Regions from separate parts of the Homo sapiens genome. Here region 2 is linked to region 1. Evidence: read pairs that join two places in POLR2A ChIA-PET (ENCODE). Cell type or tissue: K562. All regions are shown on one strand. Region 1 overlaps GPD2 (glycerol-3-phosphate dehydrogenase 2). Region 2 overlaps GPD2 (glycerol-3-phosphate dehydrogenase 2).

Region 1 (5,000 bases):
GAAATTGTATTGTCTGAAACTGAAACATTCAAGTTTTTCATTCATCCAGGAACACTATGTAAAACATTATCTATATTGATACCATTTTTAATACTCCTGGAGTTGATAGTCAAAAATAAAAAAGAGTTAAGAAAAGATTCCGAGTCACAAAGGGTTCATAATGTGTTAAGAACTTTAATTTACTTTGCTTGACATCTTAGGATTCAGCTTTTTAGCCTGAGAATTATATCAGTTGAATGTTGGGAATAAATTTATTAAAAATAATACATTTAAGGATGATCAAATTTCCTTATTTAAAATATGAATTAGTCTTTATGGCCTACAGGATTTGTACAGTATTAGACCAGAAGGTGGTTGGATCAGGTTATCTACAACAGTTCCCCTCCCAACCTTGAGATGTAATGGTTTTTATGGATGATTCAAAACTCTATTTGCCACTGAAGTATTAAGAGCTTATACCTCCTCACCACTCATTCAGTAATGACTCCTCAGGACCTTGGGTATAATCCATGTCTAAGGGGCACAGCACAGCTAAACATGTGAGACATTAATTCCAACTTCTTGAATAAAAGACAGCAACTGACGAAGCTAACAGGTTCCTCTCCATATCACGTATTTACCCACAGTGGAAATTTTGTACATTGTTAAACCCTAACGAAAGTTTTTTCAAGAAAGATTCAAGGTAGTAGATGCTAGTCTGAATAAAGTATCATTGGGATATCTATAAATTCTGCATGCTGCTGTTGCAGCCATGAGGTAACCACAGGGGAAACAACCTTAGGATGAAACCACCTTGGAGGATGGCAGAGTGAAGATAAATAAGAGTAATATATCTTAGACCCTGACAAATCATTAATCACCTCTTGAGGCTTGTTGTGTCTGGAGTTCTTGTTTTACAAGATAATGAATTTCTCTATTTTACTTAACAAACAAAAAAACCCAAATTCAACGATTCTATTAAATTTAGTATGTCTTTCTCTAAGTGTATATTTAAACACCTCTAGATTCTCAAGATCAGCACTGTCCCATGGACTTTACTGCAGAGATGGAGACATTCTGTACATAGCTCCACGATCCAATTCGCTAGCCATTAGTAGCATGTGGTTATTAAGCGCTTGAAATGTGGTTCACCTGACTGAGCAACTGAATTTCAAATTTCAGTTAATTGTAACTAATTTAAATTTAAATAACTACAAGTGGCTGATGGCTATCATATAGCACAGAGCAGCTCTACAGTAAAAAGCCTCCAAGCAGTAGATCTCAGACTTGTCTGGTAGATTAAGCTAGTTATTTCTACTGGCCACCTTGCCTACATCTCCAACGGAGCATCCTTTCACTGAAATTGGACTGCACTTCCTTTGCTCATGAGAATAAAATAAAATCTGCTGTAATAGCTCCTAAACACTTTATTGTCACTCATGTCAATATGTACCATTTCAAGCTTTCCTCCTCTCTTGCTAATTTCATAAATTCAAACAAATGAAACATATTTTCATTCAATTAAGTACTTCCACCCTCAAGTTCTCACCCAGAAACCAGTTTTACCATACAGGTTACAGTCAAGATTAATAAATGACCATCACCCACTTTAACTGTCCATGGTATAACATGTGAAGAAAATAACATAACTCATGGCCTCTATGCTTTACAGCTCAAATTTTTTCTAGTTCTCATACTGCCAGGATAGCTTAACAAAATTTCATTATTGCTTCATCTCTTTCTCACCATGCTGAAAGTCTCCAGCAGTGTCAATTATAATATTTTTCAATACCCCAAATACTGTATCTAGTAAAGGGTCATATACAGTTATCAGTAAATATTAAGTGGAATATTAAAGCATTCTCTAAACTTTTTATATCAAACTATAAGAGCTGGTATTACCAAAACCAAAGCAAGAACGCTTGGGCCTCTGAGATAATATGCTAGGCTTCATGTAGGTTTCTAGTGACTATATATTGAACAACTGGATATTCCCTTCCAAATTACATGAATGCTTTAAATAAAACAAGATGAAAGAAAAAAACTACTATTAAATAAAGTTGAGAAAAATCCATCATTAAAGACCACTTACTAGACTGGCTCACCTAGAGGGCACCCAGTTAATTTTTTAAGTGACAACTATAAAAGTACTTGGCAATATTAAAGTAAAATACTCTTACCATCATGTTTAAGAATCATTTGTATTACATTCCCAAAAAATAACTCATTCAGATTTTAGTAATGTAATATGTAAAGGGTAAAATATAAATAGAAAAGTTGAACAGACAATTTTCACGGCTAATTGAAAAAATTAAGTATGATGTGATTATTTCAAACTATAATTCATATTTTTACTCATACTTGGCAAGATAAGTGTTTGTTTTAAAAATTAGTAGAAAATAAAGCCCACAGGAAGTGACAATTAAGAGGTAAATGTGCGGTTTAGCTTCACATTAGTTATTTAGGCATATGTTTTGGGGGTTTTTTTTTCATGTTTGCCACTTTCAAAAAACAATCAATAAAAGGCATGTGAAAATATCTAAATGAACACAGGGGAAATAGTGTCAGAAATCAATACTTCTCTACCAGCATGTTTAACCTGCTGAAATGAAGTGTTAATCACAGAAATAAGATACCATATTACATTTATAAACTAATGAAACTAGAAAAAGCAAAGCGTGTGACACTATAATTAAACAGCTGGAAGACATCCAAGCCTGTGTAAGTTGATAACCCTGGTACAATCTCTGGCAATGAAAAGGCAGGTCTGCAGTGAGTTGATATGGCCAGCTCAGTTGTTAATTGAATAACAGGCAATCTATAAACACTACTAATTGCCTATGTGAAAACCTGTGTACAAGTAGAGAAGCTGCCTAAAGAAGTACTCCAGGAAAAACTACATGGATAAAGCACTCAGCAAATCTTCTGTCTCTCTCAATCCTGTTAAGTCATAGCTTAGTTTTGTCACTGCATCCTTCTGATTAACCTCTACACAGCAGACTTAATGATACATTTTTCAAAAGATCATTTTTCTTCCTAACTCAATATGAAACGCAGAACTATCAATTACCCATTTCAGAAAAGAACAAACAAGTAATCTAGAAAATTCAGCCTGTGAATGGAAAGCTTTCTAAATTGTAAAAGAAGACATGGTCTTATTCCCAACAGGCAAAATGCTTTTCAGAATTGTTCCGACGCATTTTGCAGAAGTGTGGCAGCTGCTGTGAATAGCATGGAGTGTTAAGATTTGACACTTTTTTTTCTTAAGGATATAGCCATTTGGGGAGGCTCAGAAACTGTTGTTGGAATTTTACTTACCCATTTAATAAATCCTTTTAGAATGATTATTTCAACCCTGGTGAATGTAAAACACTTCAAAACTATTGCTCTAGGATCTAAATGAAATTTTATTTTTTAAATCTGTAAAGAAGACTGGCCCAAGGGATTAGTTATGAGACAGGAAACCTCCTCTAGTTTAACATTCAAATTCAAATAAGGTCAGTGCAGAGCAAAGGTCATTGTCATGCTAAAGGTATCTAGCAGCTTCCATGAAATGAATTGATAAGCTTACCACTCCCTAGTGCACATAGTATCCCATCAGGAAACCCAGAACGAACAATCAGAGTACTGCACAATATTTAGAAGCACAAGTATTAGAACCAGACTTACTTATACTCAAATTATGGCTCCAATACTAACTAGCTATAGGCAAAAAGCTTAGGCTGGGCGCGGTGGCTCACACCTGTAATCCCAGCACTTTGGGAGGCCAAGGCGGGTGGATCACGAGGTCAGGAGTTCGAGACCAGCCTGACCAACATGGTGAAACACAGTCTGTACTAAAAATACAAAAATTAGCCGGGTGTGGTGGCGTGTGCCTGTAATCCCAGCTACTCAGGAGGCTGAGGCAGGAGAATTGCTTCAACCCAGGAGGCGGAAGTTGCAGTGAGCCGAGATCACACCACTGCATACCAGCCTGAGCTACAAAGTGAGAATCCATCTCAAAAAAAAAAAAAAAAAAAAAAAAAGCTTAATGTCACTGGGCCTCAGTTTCTTCAACTAGAAAGTGGGACTTATTAAATAAATCTCATAAGGTTGTTAAGGAGGAATCAAAGATCTAACAGGTAATATGCTTGCTTAGCAGTGTCTCACATAAGAAGTGCTCAATAATAGGAAGTTTTTAAAAATGAGGCATATAACTATAAATATTAAAATATGTTTAACAGTAGCATGTAATTGAATAACTGAATGGTGGCTAAAGCTGAGCTTCTCTTTCACATTTCATCAGCCTAGAAGAGAATAGTGGCTTTCACCAAAATTCCTTGAGAAAAAATATGGATTTGACTGGCCTCATTTTAAGATATAGACAAACTTCAGCTAACTGATACTCTTTACTAAGATCAAGCATAATTCCTCAAATATGAATATTTCAGTCAATTAGAAATAAGAATGAAAAGAAGCTATAAAGAATCACTGTTAACTATTTTTTGAAGAGTAAGTTTATAAGTAGAAAAGTTGTGACAGGTGCCGCACACAGGGAAATCAATAAAGTCTAGGAAAGGGCTGTCATTTCTGCTTTTTACCCTGGAGGACTCTTAATCTCAAGATGTCCCCAGATCACCAGGAGGAAGACCTGGTTTGCAATGTTTAGATATTAATTTCAAACACTCTTATCAAACATCAGAATTAACAATAACTATTTGTTAGTTTCACCAATTCGCTGACTACAAAATGGTATGTTAATTGAAAAGACTTTTATGGACCAACCAGGTATGCCAAGTCTTCCATGTATTTATAGGTAGAACATAAGTGATCCAGTCTCCGTTAAAGCCCCACGCTCACTTCACGGGTAGAGATCCCCACCCACAATATGGGCACGGCAGCCTTCTGGAACCCACACCTGCTTCCAGCACATCCAGCTTCTTAGCAGGATAAGGAGTTACATTTCTCATCCTCGCTGCATTTGAACTTTAAGATTTTGGAAACTGTCAACATTGAGTTCTCTGCTCTTGAATTAATTTTAT
Region 2 (5,000 bases), 83 kb after region 1:
AAGACCAGCCTGAGCAACATGGCAAGACCCCATCTCTATTTAAAAAAAAAAAAAAGAAAAAGAATGAAATCCTGTCATTTGCAACAACACAGATGAGCCTGGAGGACATTATGTTAAGTGAAATAAGTCAGGCACAGAAAGACAAATACTTCATGTTCTGACTCATATCTAGGAGCTAAAATAAATTGAGCTCATAGAAATAGAGAGTAGAACTGTTGGTATTAAAAGCTGGAAAGGGGAGGGGAGGGGGAAGACAGGGAGAGGTTGGTTAATACACACAAAGTTACAGCTAGATGGAATAAGTTCTAGGGCTTTGTAACACTATATGCTGAATATGGTTAACAATAATTTAGTGTATATTTTCAAAAAGCTACAAGAGAGGATTTTTAATGTTCACAACACAAAGAAATGATCAATGTTTGAGGTAATGGATATGCTAATTACCCTGATTTGATCGTTACATGTTGTATACATGCACAGAAATATCATTCTGCATTCCATAAATATGTACAATTATGACATGTCAAACAAAAATAAAGGAATAAATATGTAAATAAATAAAGGTAAGGAAACATACCTCAAAAAAGAAAAGTACAGCTAGGTGTTAGATGCAGGCAGTCTGCAGAGACTGCTCTAAAGATAACGCTCTTGGCCTTTTTGTTCCGTTGCTTATGAATGGCACACCAATCAATGAGAATTTCTTACTTCCCTGATTCTAAGAAGATAATTCCTCCCATTAAAAAGAGACCTTAGGAGGAATGATCTTCTTAGAATCAGGGTGCTTGTAATCCCAGCTACTTGGGAGGCTGAGGCAGGAGAATCGCTTGAACCCAGGAGGCAGAGGTTGCAATGAGCTGAGATCATGCCCCTGGCACTCCAGCCTGGGCAACAAGAGTGAAACTCCATCTCAGGAAAAAAAAAAAAAAAAAGAGAGAGAGATCTTGATTTTCATATTCTGAAGCTCACTCCTTGCCTATTTATGGTGCAGGGGGGAAAAAAATTTTCACATCCGGGCTTTGAGAAAGCTCTCAGTGGTTCTCAAGTTTTACCTCGGCTCACAAAGCCCAAAGCCACCACACCTTCAGACCAGGTCATGGAAGGAACAAACCTAGAATGTGTTATGTGAGAAAGACCACTCTTCTGACCCGAATAGATTTTTGTCATATCAACCACATCACTGAGGTTAAAGAAAAGCCTACATCATCACATCAGTTTTTCCAGTTAGGACCTAGAAGGTATGAAATAAATGTTAACTTAAAAAAAAAAGTGTTAAACAGTGCCGTTGGGCTATAATGAAAAGAAAAAAGACTAGGGTAGCCCCGTGTGAAATCCCTGTACTCCTTCCCACTCTATTCTTGTTTCATTCTCCCTGGCCACTCCCATCCCAACCTTCCCATCTTCCTGAGGACTCCTCATGGAGCCCTGACTTTAATGCTCTCTACTGCTGTTGCTCAAAAAGGTTTACTTGTTCTAAAAGTATCCCATGACCCCTTTTCCTAATTTAAATTTCCCTCTTCATCTACTCCATTCTCCCACCAGCCTGGAATTAGAAAAAGGAGACTCCTCTATGAAGTGCTACTTCCTTTCAGTAGACCTTAGACTGGATAAGATGACCTCCAAGTTTCATCCAATTAAAAGTGTATTATTAAACCAACCTATACTAAATAGTGAATCACAATCAACTTGATCTAAAAAATCTCCACACCACCACAGAGTGTCTCTGCTTGCTCCATTCCCAGTGGGGTTGGTTTCTTTGAGTGGTAAAATGCTTATATCGCAGTACTAAGACTCTTGTTCCTTGGCATACAGCTGGTCTGGGGAGAAGAAAACTCAAGCTCCCTTTGTGGAAACTGTCACCTGCTTATGGGTGGAAAATAAAGAAAAGGGGACAAGAAAATGAAGAAGAAGCCACTCTAAGACCACGCTAAAAGCCCTCAGATGCTTAACTGAGGAAGGCCTGGAATGTGGATGTTATCTGTGGCCACAAACCTCTGCAGGTGGACACAAGCAAAAGAAGTCAGCCAACCTTCATCTCCTTTCCTCATCAACTTCCTTGGTTGGAATTGAAGATTTAGGCTGCTCAGCTCCAAAAGAATAATAATAATAATTGCCCTCTCCTTAGGCTATAACAACCCTCACATTCCTCTATCTCTTCTAAATCTGACCTGTTTCCCTTAGAAAATAAAAATAATAAACCTCTAGAGTTCACTTGGCTCAACAGTGGGCACTATTCATCATTGATAAACCTAAGTAATAGCATTGTTAATATGCTTGTATGAAGAAAAGCCATACTATGAAGTAGAGTGAGACAAAAGCATCATTGCTACCACCTCTAACCCCTAACCTGCTCCCAGAAACACCAGTCTCCATGGAGGCCTCTATTCTCCCACCTACAATGGCTCTGATTCAGGCAACTGCATTAAAGGTAAGTGAAACCACATCTTATTCAATTTCAATCTGTCTTATGTTTAATTAATTTTTAAAGAATATACAATTGTTTTCTTTACATATATAAGGTAATTTAACTACAGAATTGACTCAAAGGTTTTCAGGAGCTGACCTGGCACCTAAACACTCATAGTACTATCTCATCACCAAAAATGTTTTAACAATGTACCAACTTTTATATTCAATCCATTTGTATTTAGAATATAGCCCCTGCTTTTATTTCAGGGAAGAAGCTTTGTCCTGGGAGTACCAAATGGCACAAGCCAGGGGCCAGGAAGACAGAGCATGCAAGAACACAGCAAAATGTGCCAGAACCAAAGTCAATAGGTGGCTCTCTAGGACATCAGGAACTTGGGGTTTCAAAACTAACTTATTCTTAATAAACGGCAGTTTATCAGTTGGAATCTTCTTAGGAAACTAGAAAAAATACAAAAATACAGTAGGTAAATATACCTGTAACAAGCCAATACTTAAACATCACTCTGCAGAAAAATGGAGCATACCTAGTCACATTTAAGGCCCCAGCTTCTACAAACAAAAGTGTAGCCAATTAATGTATCTCAAAGGGCAGATTTTTTTTTGACTATTGAAGTCAGGAAAATTCCCCCCCGCTAGAATGGCTCTTATTGGCAGATATTTTCTGAGAGAGGACAGCTGAGTTAATGGAGGCCTGTGGTCATTTTATGTCAATGTCTGGAATAGGTTGTTTCCTCTTCTCATTCTTGCTTTTATTTTTTATTATTATTATTATTTTTTGCCAGTCCCTATGGCTACATCGCACCTGCTACCCCCCAAATACATGCTAATGGCAGTATCTTAAAGGGACAGGAATCACCAGAAAAGAAATGCACATAGTTGGATTTCTTATGCAACTCATTGATTGCATATGCCTGTAGTAATCTTTTTCAACAGAACTTGTCAGGTTAAAATTATAAATGACTTCAAGCTGCTGCTATCCATTTCATTTGGCTATTAGGGTGGTCAGGATGTCTAACTCAGGAAAGATAAAATGACAAAATGTCCCAGGAATCAATAGGTCTTTATTTTGCCTTGATTTTACTGAATAAAATCCACCTATAACTTGACTGCTTGGGGCCAGAGTCTCTTCTGTTTATTCTATTCTTTAAGATCAATTATTAGAGAGAAATCAAACCAAAAAAAGGGATAAAACAGTGTTACCTAGGTACAAATTTAAGCTATAAACTCTGAAGTAGAACATGCTTACTGTGGTTAAAAGATATAAACCACATATAAATTTAGCAACAACTCATCATATTAGATATTGTGACCTTTGGCATCGGCATTTTTCAGTATCATTTCAGATAGCACCAGTAAAGATGGCAGAAGTAATCTAATCCCTTAATGCCCATGTCCCAAACAGAAGTGCACTTCTGAAATAGCCTCAGCAGAAGCCACATCTTTTCACACTTGCTTTTAAGGAACCAAGGCAATCTTTTAAAAGAAATAGTACATCAAGCATGATCAATGGATGAGGAAGAGTTTCAATACCAAGTCAGTGAATTAATAATACCATTGTACGTATCAAAACTCCACTATGAACCCAATCAATATGTATAATGATTATGTGTCAATTCAAAAAATAAAAACTGCAACATACATGCATTGAGAGTGATGTCCTCACAGTTCAGAATGCAGAAAAAGACTAACACTAATCAAAAGACTATTGCTAATCAAAAGACTTTCGGTATCACCCATCTTTAGCAAGAATCACATAAAAATTGGCTTGTTGGGTTTTTTAATGATAGGCCAGCATACTAATTCTTCCTAATATGTGATTTTATTTATGCATTTTATTGATTGATTGAGACAGGGTTTCATTTTGTCACCCAGGCTGAAGTACAGTGGCATGATCTCAGCTCACTACAGCCTCCACCTTCCAGGCTCAAGCAGTCCTCCCACCTCAGCCTCCAGAGTAGCTGGGACTACAGATGTACACCATCACGCCCAGCTAATTTTTGTATTTTTTTGTAGAGACAGGGTTTCACCATATTGTCCAGGCTGGTCTCAAACTTCTGGGCTCAAGGGATCTGCCTGCCCTGGCCTCCCAAAGTGCTGGGATTACAGGTTTGAGTCAGTGAACCTGGCCATAATATGTGTTTTTAAAGTGATCCTCATTCAGGATATGGGATTGCAAGCAATGCGCCTGGCTCCACCACCTTGTAGCACAAAGAAACAGAAACAAGAAGTATAAGACAAACCATGGCTTAAAGGCAGCCACAAAAATGTGAAAAATGAATCACTCAGTTACAAATTGTTTGCCAAATTCCTTCACCTTCATCTTTGAGAAAGAAATGCACTACACAGCTAGTATCACAAAATGTCCTAATGACATGGGATGGGGGAACAAGAGACTGATACTAACTACTACGGTGGTTGCCAGCATTTCAAGCCTGAAAAGAACAAAGCCATTCAGCAAAATTATTTCCGGGCATCAGTTTGAACTATGGGAAGTCACAGTTGTAAGGTAAAGAGAAAAAAAAAGAAAACAAACTGAACACTTCATAATATTTGGAAACTTCTTACCAATCTCA

What was found. ChIA-PET counts read pairs that join two places held together with the same protein. Peaks named below come from ENCODE experiments on the same cell type or tissue, not always from the same donor. Only the 100,000 strongest peaks of a DNase experiment are listed, where the experiment ranks them.
Region 2: POLR2A ChIA-PET joins it to region 1 with 6 read pairs; 4 of 35 experiments call an interaction of 5 or more read pairs at or near these places.

What each region holds. Positions count from the first base shown.
Region 1 is chr2:156,560,045-156,565,044 of GRCh38, reverse strand. All of the region lies in intron 9 of GPD2 (glycerol-3-phosphate dehydrogenase 2), which reads right to left. Among named protein-coding and RNA genes, the nearest start is that of LINC01958, 100 kb to the left of the region's middle. In K562, no CTCF peak of the experiment used is centred here; a DNase peak (open chromatin) is centred at 2,734.
Region 2 is chr2:156,476,704-156,481,703 of GRCh38, reverse strand. All of the region lies in intron 2 of GPD2 (glycerol-3-phosphate dehydrogenase 2), which reads right to left. Among named protein-coding and RNA genes, the nearest start is that of GPD2, 43 kb to the right of the region's middle. In K562, no CTCF peak of the experiment used is centred here; no DNase peak of the experiment used is centred here.